Linked DNA regions of Mus musculus: region 2 is linked to region 1. A link is a contact called in ENCODE Hi-C or POLR2A ChIA-PET data. All regions are on one chromosome and are shown on one strand. The core of a region is the stretch at or near the end of the contact, and the rest is flanking DNA. Distances in the headings are between cores, read along the strand shown. Region 1 holds the start of Mettl2 (methyltransferase like 2). Region 2 overlaps Tlk2 (tousled-like kinase 2 (Arabidopsis)).

Region 1 (4,642 bases), core at 1,409-3,908:
CGACAGAGAGATGGGGTTTTTGTTTTCTTTTGGAGGGTAGGTTGTGAGGGCAATAGGGAATATGGAAGGAAGGAGAGATGAGTGGGATTGCATGCTGTGAAATCCACAAAGAATCAAAAAGTTTTTTAAAAGAAAAAAACAAAAACAAAAAAGGTTATTAAATCAGTTTATACAAAAGGCTGCTCATGCTCTGTAAAAGTTAAAAAGAAGCAATTAAGACATCAAGATCCTTCCCTGGAGCTCTTGTTCCACAGCAACGCCATTAAATGGCCCAGAATTGGCACCGCCTGCAACAAGGGGTTGGGAGGGTGATGGGGTTGGGGTGGCTGGGTCATGAAATGATTAACTACCCTGCCCTGGGCTAACATCCAAGTCGATCCCCTGGAGAGCCTTTAGCCTTTCCAAGCATTGAATATATCCGCTTAGTAGGAGAGTGCCCTTTATCGTCCACTAGGGGGCCCCTCGATTCCTCTGAAACACAGTTCTCAATGTATTCTGACCACCTTGCACCACGTCTTCCGAACTCCTTTCAAAAGATGTTAGATGCTTCAACTGCCGAAGGAAAATGAGTTGGTACAGGCCAGCAAAATACATTGTGTAAACTCATTTAGTGGGTTAGCGAGAGGGCACAGCGATTAAGAGCTGCTCTCGAAAGAGGACGTGAATTCAGTTCCCAGCACCTACATCAGGCAGCTCACAACTACCTGTAACTCCAGCTCCAGGAGATCTGATATTCCTCTGAACACACACACACACACAAATAATTTTTTAAAGAAAATGGAGAGGTGACTCAGCGGTTAAGAACACCATCTGCTTTTCCAGAGCACCAGGGGTCAAGTCTTAGCACCCACGTGGCAGCTCACAACTGTGTGTAACTCCTGTTCTAGGGGATCTGATACCTTCACACAGAAATGCATGAAGTTAAATTACCAATGGACATAAAATAGAAATAAATAAATTTAAAAAAGAAAACCAAGCACACACACCATTTTCAGTAAATGATACAATACACTGAAGTAAATAGATACACTGAAATACACTGATGTAAATAGACACAAAAAAGAAAATGGTCTAAAAACAAAAGCTCAAGTTTAGAATAGTTAAACATTTGGAAATGCATGTTGTAATTCCAGCACTGGCAAAGTTAGACGTGACAGGAGGGTCCAGAGTTTGAAGCCAGATAAGGGTACACAGTGACACACTCATCCATTTTCAGAAGCCATGCATTTGAAAGAGTAAGGAGGGGAATATGGGAGGGTTGAGGAGGAGTGATGTAATGTCATAATCTCAAAAATAAAAACCTAGCCAGGTGTGGAGGCAGCACACATCTTTGATCCCAGTACCCAGAAGCCAGAGGCAGGCAGATCTCTGAAGTTGAAACCTTCCTGGTCTACAAAGAGAGTTATGAGATAGTCAGAGCTATATAGAGGAATTCTATATTTAAAAAGAAAATAATAATTAAAACACACACGGGGGGGGGGAAGAAGGGAGGGAGGAGAGGAGAGAGAAAGAGAAGCAGCCATATATTTCAAATGGCTCACTTATTAAAAATAATGTTGGAACTTCAAGTAAAAGGACAATGAGCTTTCTGCACACACAAAAATTATATAATGGGATTGTTGAATGTGAACACTAACAGCTTTTAAAGAGCATGATATTAAAAAAAAAAAATACATATAGCTGGATGTGATGGTGAATGCCTTTAATCCCGGTACTTGAGAGGCAGAGACAGGCACATCTCTGAGTTTGAGGCCAGTTTAATCTGCATAGAGAGCTGGAGGCCAGCCAGAATTACATAGTCCTTCAAAATGTATCAAAATAATAACAAAAACAACAACAATAATAACAACAACAACAATAACTCTGGCTGGTAAAATGGCACAGCAAGTAAGCTGCCTGCCACCAAGCCTAAAGAAATTATAGAGCCTGGAGAGCCCTATAATTAAGGGCACTGGCTACTCTTCTAGGAGACCCATATTTTGATCCCTGGTACCCATATGTTGGTTCACAAGCATCTGTAACTCCAGTTCGAGGAGATCTGGTGCCCTCTTCTGGCCTCCATGAGCATTGCATGCACGTGGTGCACAACCATGCGTACACATAAAGGGGAAATTTATTTAAATAGAAAATATAAGGCTAAAAATGTGCAATTATAAATTATATACCAGTGACCTACTATTAGTTTTAAAATATTTATACATATATGTATAGTATATAAGTGTACAATGTATACATTTAAATAAATTGAATACATATTACAAGCTCTATGCATGAACGAATTACAATTTTTATTGTGCCAATTAAGCCTGGCTTTTCAAGGAGGTGTGGTCGGTTATGTCATTTAACACGGAAGCTTCATGCTCTCAAAACCCACGCGCTGCCTCCCCGCGGACTGTGGTCTGGTGACCACGTCTCATCACAGTCGGCTAGTCAAAGCTTTTCCTGGGGGGAATCTTGGGACCTGCACGGAACCGTACTCGAGGGAATAGCCTCCTACTTCCTCCCCGTGCTGCACGCCCTTGTGCATCTCCAGGGAGAAATGACTCCTTTCGGACTCGCCTCCGCTGAGCTTCCCAATCACTTGGAACCCGCCCCGCCCCGCCCCGCCCCGCCCCGCCCCGCCCCGCCCCGCCCTCCATCTTCCCTCCCAGTGACGCTACTTCCGGAAGGGGCGTGGCCCACAGGAAGTCCTCGCCTTCGGGAAGAGAAGGCGTTTCCGTCTCCGGTGTCATGGCGGCCTCCTTCCCTGAAGGCGTGCCGGAGACCGAGGACGGGAAGAGACCGCAGTTCGGGCACCGGTTCCTGAGCGACCCGGCGCGCGTCTTCCATCACAATGCCTGGTAACTGCCCTGCATCTCGCCCGGCTCTTCGCCAGCCCGGAGCACTTGGAGAAAAGCCCTGCCCGCTGGCCCTCCTCCCGCGGCGGTAGCTGAAGCGTTCGCCTCCCGAGGACCGACGTTCCCGGGTCCGGGACCGGTGGGCCTGAAGCTGCCCGTTTGGTTTTCACAGGGACAACGTGAAGTGGTCCGAGGAGCAGGCCGCGGCGGCGGAGAGGAAAGTGCAGGAGAACAGCTCCCCGCTGGTGTGCCCGGAGAAGCAAGGTGCGCTCCGTTGTGCCCGCAGTGTGGGACGCGCCTCCTCCAGACGGCAAGAAAAATGGGGGCACCGGGATCGTTTTATCACTGACCTGATGGAGAACTCCGGCCCAGAACGGGTCGGGGAGGGGACGGGTTAGGAGGCAAAGGGGCTGTCTTCTAACAAAGTCTTGAAGCCATTGGGGTTGGACTTTGTTGTTGTTGTTGTTGAACTCTCTAGTTCTACGAGTGTCGCGTTGATGTGGCTGGCCTGTGGCAACCGTAAAGTCGTTCAGTCATCTTAGGGTAGCTTCTACAGTTTACCTTCTGCTGGGACGTTTCCATCAGAGCTAGATTGATGTGGTCGGATCCTAACGTACTGTGGGAGGAGAGGATTAGATCATAACATCTTTTCTTGAGGTGTTGGGTTTGGAGATGTGGGACTTCTACCAAAGAAAGATGCGTGCAGCAGAGTGGAGAGACGAGTCTGCTCAAAGCGAAAGAGGTCATTTCCGAAGACAAGAATAATTCCTTTATAAAATACTAGAACTGGTTGTCCCTGTTTCTAGGAGGCGTTTGAAAGTAAACCTGGAACTTTAAGGTAATAGGCATCAGGGGGTTGGAGAGATGGCTCATCGGTTATGATAATAAGCACTGATAGTTTCTCTATAGTACCGAGGTCACTGGCCAGGCACGTACCTCCTAAGATGTAGGGGTGTAATCTCTTGGGAGGCAGAGACAAGAGGTTGAGTGGGGTCAAGAGCATCCTTGCTACGTAGAGTTCCACTCCTGCCTGGGCTGCATGAGAGCTTGTCTCAAAAATAAGTATATGTATATATTCCAGTTGCAAAGTAGGCACCCTGCCTGCATTGTTAGGTAGATAAGACTAGATAAAGCTTCGTAGAGTTGAGAGGGATTTTGAAAATCATGTAGCCCAGTATCCTCTTTTCGCAGTTAAAGGACCAGTTAGCCAAGTGCAGTGGTGTATTCCTGTAGACTCAGCTCCGTGGGAGGCTGAGGCAGAAGGATCACTGAATTGGAGGCCATCCTGGGCAGCATAGGGTGATCTAGTCTCCAAAACGATTAAACTTGGACCACGGGGCCTTAAGTGCTTTGCCTAGAGGTAAGCAGTCAGTGGTGGATTCCAATTTCTCAGGTTTTTATTCTTTCATCAATTCTAGTCCAGGTCTCTTGTGTTGACAACGAGCAGAAAAAGAGCCCCTATCAGTCTCCTGATTAATCAAAACTCTTCTTGCTTCTGGAAGGCAGTTTCCCATTGTCTAGTTTTGTGTGTTTTCTGGTTATTTATTTTAGTATTCATTAGCAATCTTGACTTTGTGCCTGGCCCCTGCATTCTAAAGAAGCAGGAACATGCCTTCTGAAAAGCTTCGTGGATGACAGTCACTGAATGTATACAAACGTCCAAAGAACCTGGGACATTTAGCTTGTAAATTTAAAAAAAAAAAAAAAAAAAAAAAAAAACTTACAAGGGAAAATAATTACCACACACACCAAAGAACCTGTCTGTCCCTGACGAGTAGAACCTTGAAACCAAGAAGAATTAGGTC
Region 2 (4,642 bases), core at 1,514-4,013, 140 kb after region 1:
TTTTCATGTGTGTCATAGATACATGGGCATTATCCAAGATCATTGTAGATGTTTTCACTCTCAGAAGAAACCTGAGCCTTTTTACTATTACCTCTCTGTTTTACTCTTCCTCTGTTTAAGCAGACACTGCTGTCTATCACCTTTAGAAGTCATGTTGTGGACAGTTTCACACATGGAATCATGTAGTATGTGTTCCTTTGTAATTGGCTTATTTAAGTTAGCATGGTGCTTATCCAGATATATGTTTGTTGTATTTAGGTGTCATTAGTTCCTCCCTTCTTATAACCAGGTCTATTTATCACACTCTGGTTAGTCTTATGTACAGTATCTAGCCAGCTCACCGTGTTCCCGAGAGTGTAGCAGTCAGTCCTTAGGAACTGGTTCCAGTTGCTGCTGACGTGCCACTAGCAGGCCCAATCTAGAGGCTGATACACACATCATCATCCTGTTATCCTAAAGCAGGATGGTTAATGTGACAAAAGGAAAGACAACCTAGTGACGCAGGTTGTTGGAATACAGGTTTCTGGGCAATAGGATTTTAGAACTGGGAGGGATCTTAGGGTTCAGGCTTTTCAAATATCAAAAAAATAAAATTATTAATGTAAGATCTTTGGTCCTCTTGATAATCCTGTGTATAGCAATAAGGTCAGTAAGCTGCAGAGCCTTTGGTTTATTCAGGGTTTAGGGACATTTCAGTGTTTGAAAACTTTTTTAGTTGCAGTTAGGCCTGAGTCAGGAGAACATAAGATACCTTAGGTCTTGCCCGTCGATGTTACATCACTCTCCTAAGGCTGTCTAAGAGTTTGGTCTATCCACCCAGAAGCTTTCTCAGACAAGCAGCCCTTGTGTAGACGTATATCCAAGAAAAAGAGTCTGACTCATTTCAGCATCTCAGATAAGAATGGGCATTTCAGATAGGCTCTCAGAGCATTACCATGCATTTTAGGTGTCATAAAAACTATAGTTTATTGTTCAGTCCTGAGATTCTGCAAGTGTGTGTTTGTAGTCAGTTGCAGTGTGGCTTGAAGTTCAGCTTATAGCTGTTTACTACTTCCTTTCCTTCTACTGCATTGGGGGGCATCTCTGGTAAGCTGTCAGTGGGCGCTCATCTGGGTTCAACCAGTGAGTAAGCACATAGCTCTAGTTTCCCTGGTGACCTGACTTCGAATAGCACCACCTTCTTCCTCTGACCCTCTGGCTTTAGGGTGCTAACAGTTTCCTGCTGTAACTAGTCACAAGGGTGCCTTACTGGACAGTTTGTCTTCTTAGATCTTCAGCTTGTAAATCAAAGCCTCTGTCTTCAATATTCAAGTGTTTTTTATTTCTTGGTTAAGTCCTGACTGATAAACCATAACCTAAAAAGATTTTTTAAAAAAGTATATATCTCTCAGGAATATTTTTTTAAAAAGTATATATCTCTCAGGAATATTCAAGTAGCTCAAGGAAACATACATCAATTTTAATACTTGGGGAGATAGATGCATTAGTTGTAGTGCCAACAATAACGTGCAATTTTAAATGGGGGATATGAGCGATATATTGGCATGAATATAAGTAAAAGAATCCGTACCATATGGAACACATTTGTGTAGTCTTCTGCCAGACATAGTATACAACTAGTTCTTGAGACCTGAGCAGAACTTAGACTCTTCCTTAGTGTATACACTTATATTGGACACGTGCAAGGATAATTGTGTGATTGATCACTGTGTAATAATGGACATGTGCTATGGGTATGCAGAGGAGACCCTGCTATAAGAGGGTGACTAGACACACATTACAGTTCTTGTCAGTGTTCTTAGAAGAAATGCGCCATAATGAACTTTGGCACAGTTGATGCCACTATGGAGATTGCAGAAGCTCATCTCCCAGAGAGCAAGTGTCTCGCCCTCTGAGCCTTTGGCAGCTGATAGAAAGGAATAGAAGAAGTTTTAGGAACAAAGGAAGGAATGGAAGCTCTGAGACCTGAGCTCTGCTGAGAGTGGTTTAGGTGGTTTGATCTGCTTTTTACTCCACTGTTAAATGCTGGTTTATGCCTTCAGGTTTTGTACAGTATTAGAATACTGTGAAGGGAATGACCTGGACTTCTACCTAAAACAGCACAAATTAATGTCGGAGAAAGAAGCCCGATCCATTATTATGCAGATTGTGAATGCTTTAAAGTACTTAAATGAAATAAAACCTCCCATCATACACTATGACCTCAAACCAGGTATGGCTAACTTTCAGGAGATATTATTAAATGACTTTTAAGTTTATTAAGTCAAAGAATTTGACAGGAGCCAAGAAGACCCAACAGTCTATCACTGTAGATGCCTGGGTAACGTGGGAAGAAGAGTCCTGGGCCGCTTGGTGCTGGGAAAGGGGGGATGGGTGGGGAAATAGTACCTTGTGTGCTGAACCAGGAAAATTAATGATGACATTTAGAAACAGCTGTTCTGGCAAGTTCTATTTTGGCTTTTTCCCATTACTCACAGAATGGAGCAGTTTGTCTCAGGTCTCCCTGATAAAGTATACATATGCCTTGCCTCATTTTCTTAAGGACCCAAGCAGTTTTTATCTTTTTAAATTATCATTTAACTTAGTAGGCATCAGGAAAAGGCAAGGAGCCTTTATCCCTTACTTTATATTTCTGTTAGCTCGCTTTTTGTCTGTTTAAATGTGTGTGCCTGTCTCCTTTTATGTGGAGCTATTGGCTGTGACCTTTAAGTTTAGCCACTCACCATTCTATTTCTAGAAAAGTCACTACACTTTTCCTGCTATAGGTGGCGCTGTGGCACCATTTTTGATTCCCAAGAATGTTTTCTTTATAATTCCCCTACCCCCACCTTCCTGAAATTGCTGTTCTAAGCTTGGTAGCATAGAGAGCACACTGAAAGTTCATGTGAAATTTTCCCACATATTTTCCTCCCCTCCCCTCCCCTCCCCTCCCCTCCCCTCCCCTCCCCTCCCTCCCTCCACCCTCCCTCCCATCCCCTCCCCCCCCCCTCTCTCTCTCTTTCTTTCTTTCTTTCTTTCTTTCTTTCTTTCTTTCTTTCTTTCTTTCTTTCTTTCTTTCTTTCTTTCTTTTTTCCTCCTCTTCCCCCGCCTCTTCCTCTTCCCTCTTTCTTCTTCTTCCTCCTCTTCCTCCTCATCTTCTTCCTTCTTCTTCTTCCTCTTCCTCTTCTCCCTCCTCTCCCTCTTCTCCCTCTTCCTCTCCTCCTCCTCCTCCTCCTCCTCCTCCTCTTCCTCCTCCTCCTCTTCTTCTTCTTCTTCTTCTTCTTAAAAAATCAACTGTACAAGTAATATTTTACTTTGGCAGGTCATTTTTGTTTCCAGTGCCCAGCGTGGATTTTGGCACATTAAACAGGCAATTCTAAGAAAATAGAAATTTCCAGTGGACACTGAGGATTCTCCCAAAGTTAGAATTAGACTGTTTTATTCCAAAGATTTAGAATTCACTTGTTCCCTTCTTGTGTGTCTTTTCTCTTAATAAAGAAGTCTCATTTTATTCATAAAGGTCTTTATCTTTTTAGGTAATATCCTTTTAGTAAATGGTACAGCATGTGGAGAGATAAAAATTACAGATTTTGGTCTTTCCAAGATCATGGATGATGATAGCTACAATTCAGTGGATGGCATGGAGCTGACGTCACAAGGAGCTGGTACTTATTGGTAGGTATCAGGGAGGAAGTCTGCCAAATCGGCTGGTGGGGAGGTGGCTCTGTTATACTGACTCCTTAGTGATTAACAATTAATCCTGATGTAGTCTGCTAAGACAGAAGTAGAGTTTTTAGTACTTTGATTTTCTATATCAATTTTTCTTCTATTTTCTTTCTGTTCTTGAAAACCCTTGAGAGAGTGCTTGTATAGTCTGTCCCCTGGAGATCTGTGTTTATTACACAGTGCTGACTGTACAAGCCAGCAGAGAACAGGGTTGTTTAGTTGCCTTAAAAAAATAGCCCTGAATTCTTAACAGTTCAAGTAGAAGCCTCTCCTTGTGTTAATAGGATGAGGGATTTGTTTCTAGGATGATGAATTGTTAAGTCAAGAATTAAGGATAGGCCTAAAACAAAACAACAAATCTATAGATTCCCTCATATTCCTGTTTGTTAGCATGTCCTAAAGGGTTTGAGACTCCTTTCTACTGAGCCCTGTGTCATCCTTCTCCCAGTCACCTGACCCCACCTAGCTCTGCCTCACAGTTCTGTGAGCACTCCTGCCTGCTATTGGCTTTTCACTAGTACTTTCTACAGTGAGAGTCACAAAGCATACCTGTGCCTGGGCATGTGATTTTGTGATTGTGACCTTGTGATTTTTATCCCCTTCTGAGGTTGTTACACAAAGCCACATTCTGCCCTAAATGGTTCTTAACCTAAAAAAGCCTCATAGCACAGGAGCGGTAAGTAGCATGCTGCTATATCCCAGGCTGAGAAAGCCCCGGGCTTAGAATTCTTTGTAGTAATGAGGGGCTCTAGTGGAAGCAGATGAAGGGGCGTGCCATTCAGAACATGCGGAATGAGCCCTGCTCTCCTAACTGAGCTTCTGATTGCTAGGTGGACAGTGAGCTGCGTTTCTGTTTCTCTGTACGCTTGGGGAAGTGGTGCCTATAGTCAAGAGTAAGTTTCTAAGTTAAAACCTTGAAATTCTATGTTTAAAATAG

The links. A loop is a pair of places that touch in the nucleus more often than their neighbours do. ChIA-PET counts read pairs that join two places held with the same protein, here RNA polymerase II (POLR2A).
Region 2: a loop to region 1 is called in a map of gastrocnemius, with 2.7 times the contacts of the local background. The contact joins the enhancer-like site here to the promoter of Mettl2 in region 1. A Hi-C loop is called at or near these places in 1 of 37 maps with a recorded cell type or tissue (gastrocnemius). POLR2A ChIA-PET finds 5 or more read pairs at or near these places in 1 of 5 experiments (embryonic stem cell).

The regions. Positions count from the first base shown.
Region 1 is chr11:105,123,767-105,128,408 of GRCm38, forward strand. It overlaps Mettl2 (methyltransferase like 2), which reads left to right and starts at 2,659. Exons shown (of 9, transcript NM_172567.3): 1 at 2,659-2,840; 2 at 3,010-3,101. The coding sequence starts at 2,731.
Region 2 is chr11:105,267,584-105,272,225 of GRCm38, forward strand. Tlk2 (tousled-like kinase 2 (Arabidopsis)) reads left to right here. Exons shown (of 22, transcript NM_001112705.2): 18 at 2,043-2,212; 19 at 3,516-3,654. Among named protein-coding and RNA genes, the nearest start is that of Mrc2, 23 kb to the right of the region's middle. Within about 2 kb of position 2,764, at least 1 of the 3 ENCODE cell types and tissues checked has a DNase peak (open chromatin) inside an H3K27ac peak, as active enhancers do; it is gastrocnemius, where a contact is called at or near this core.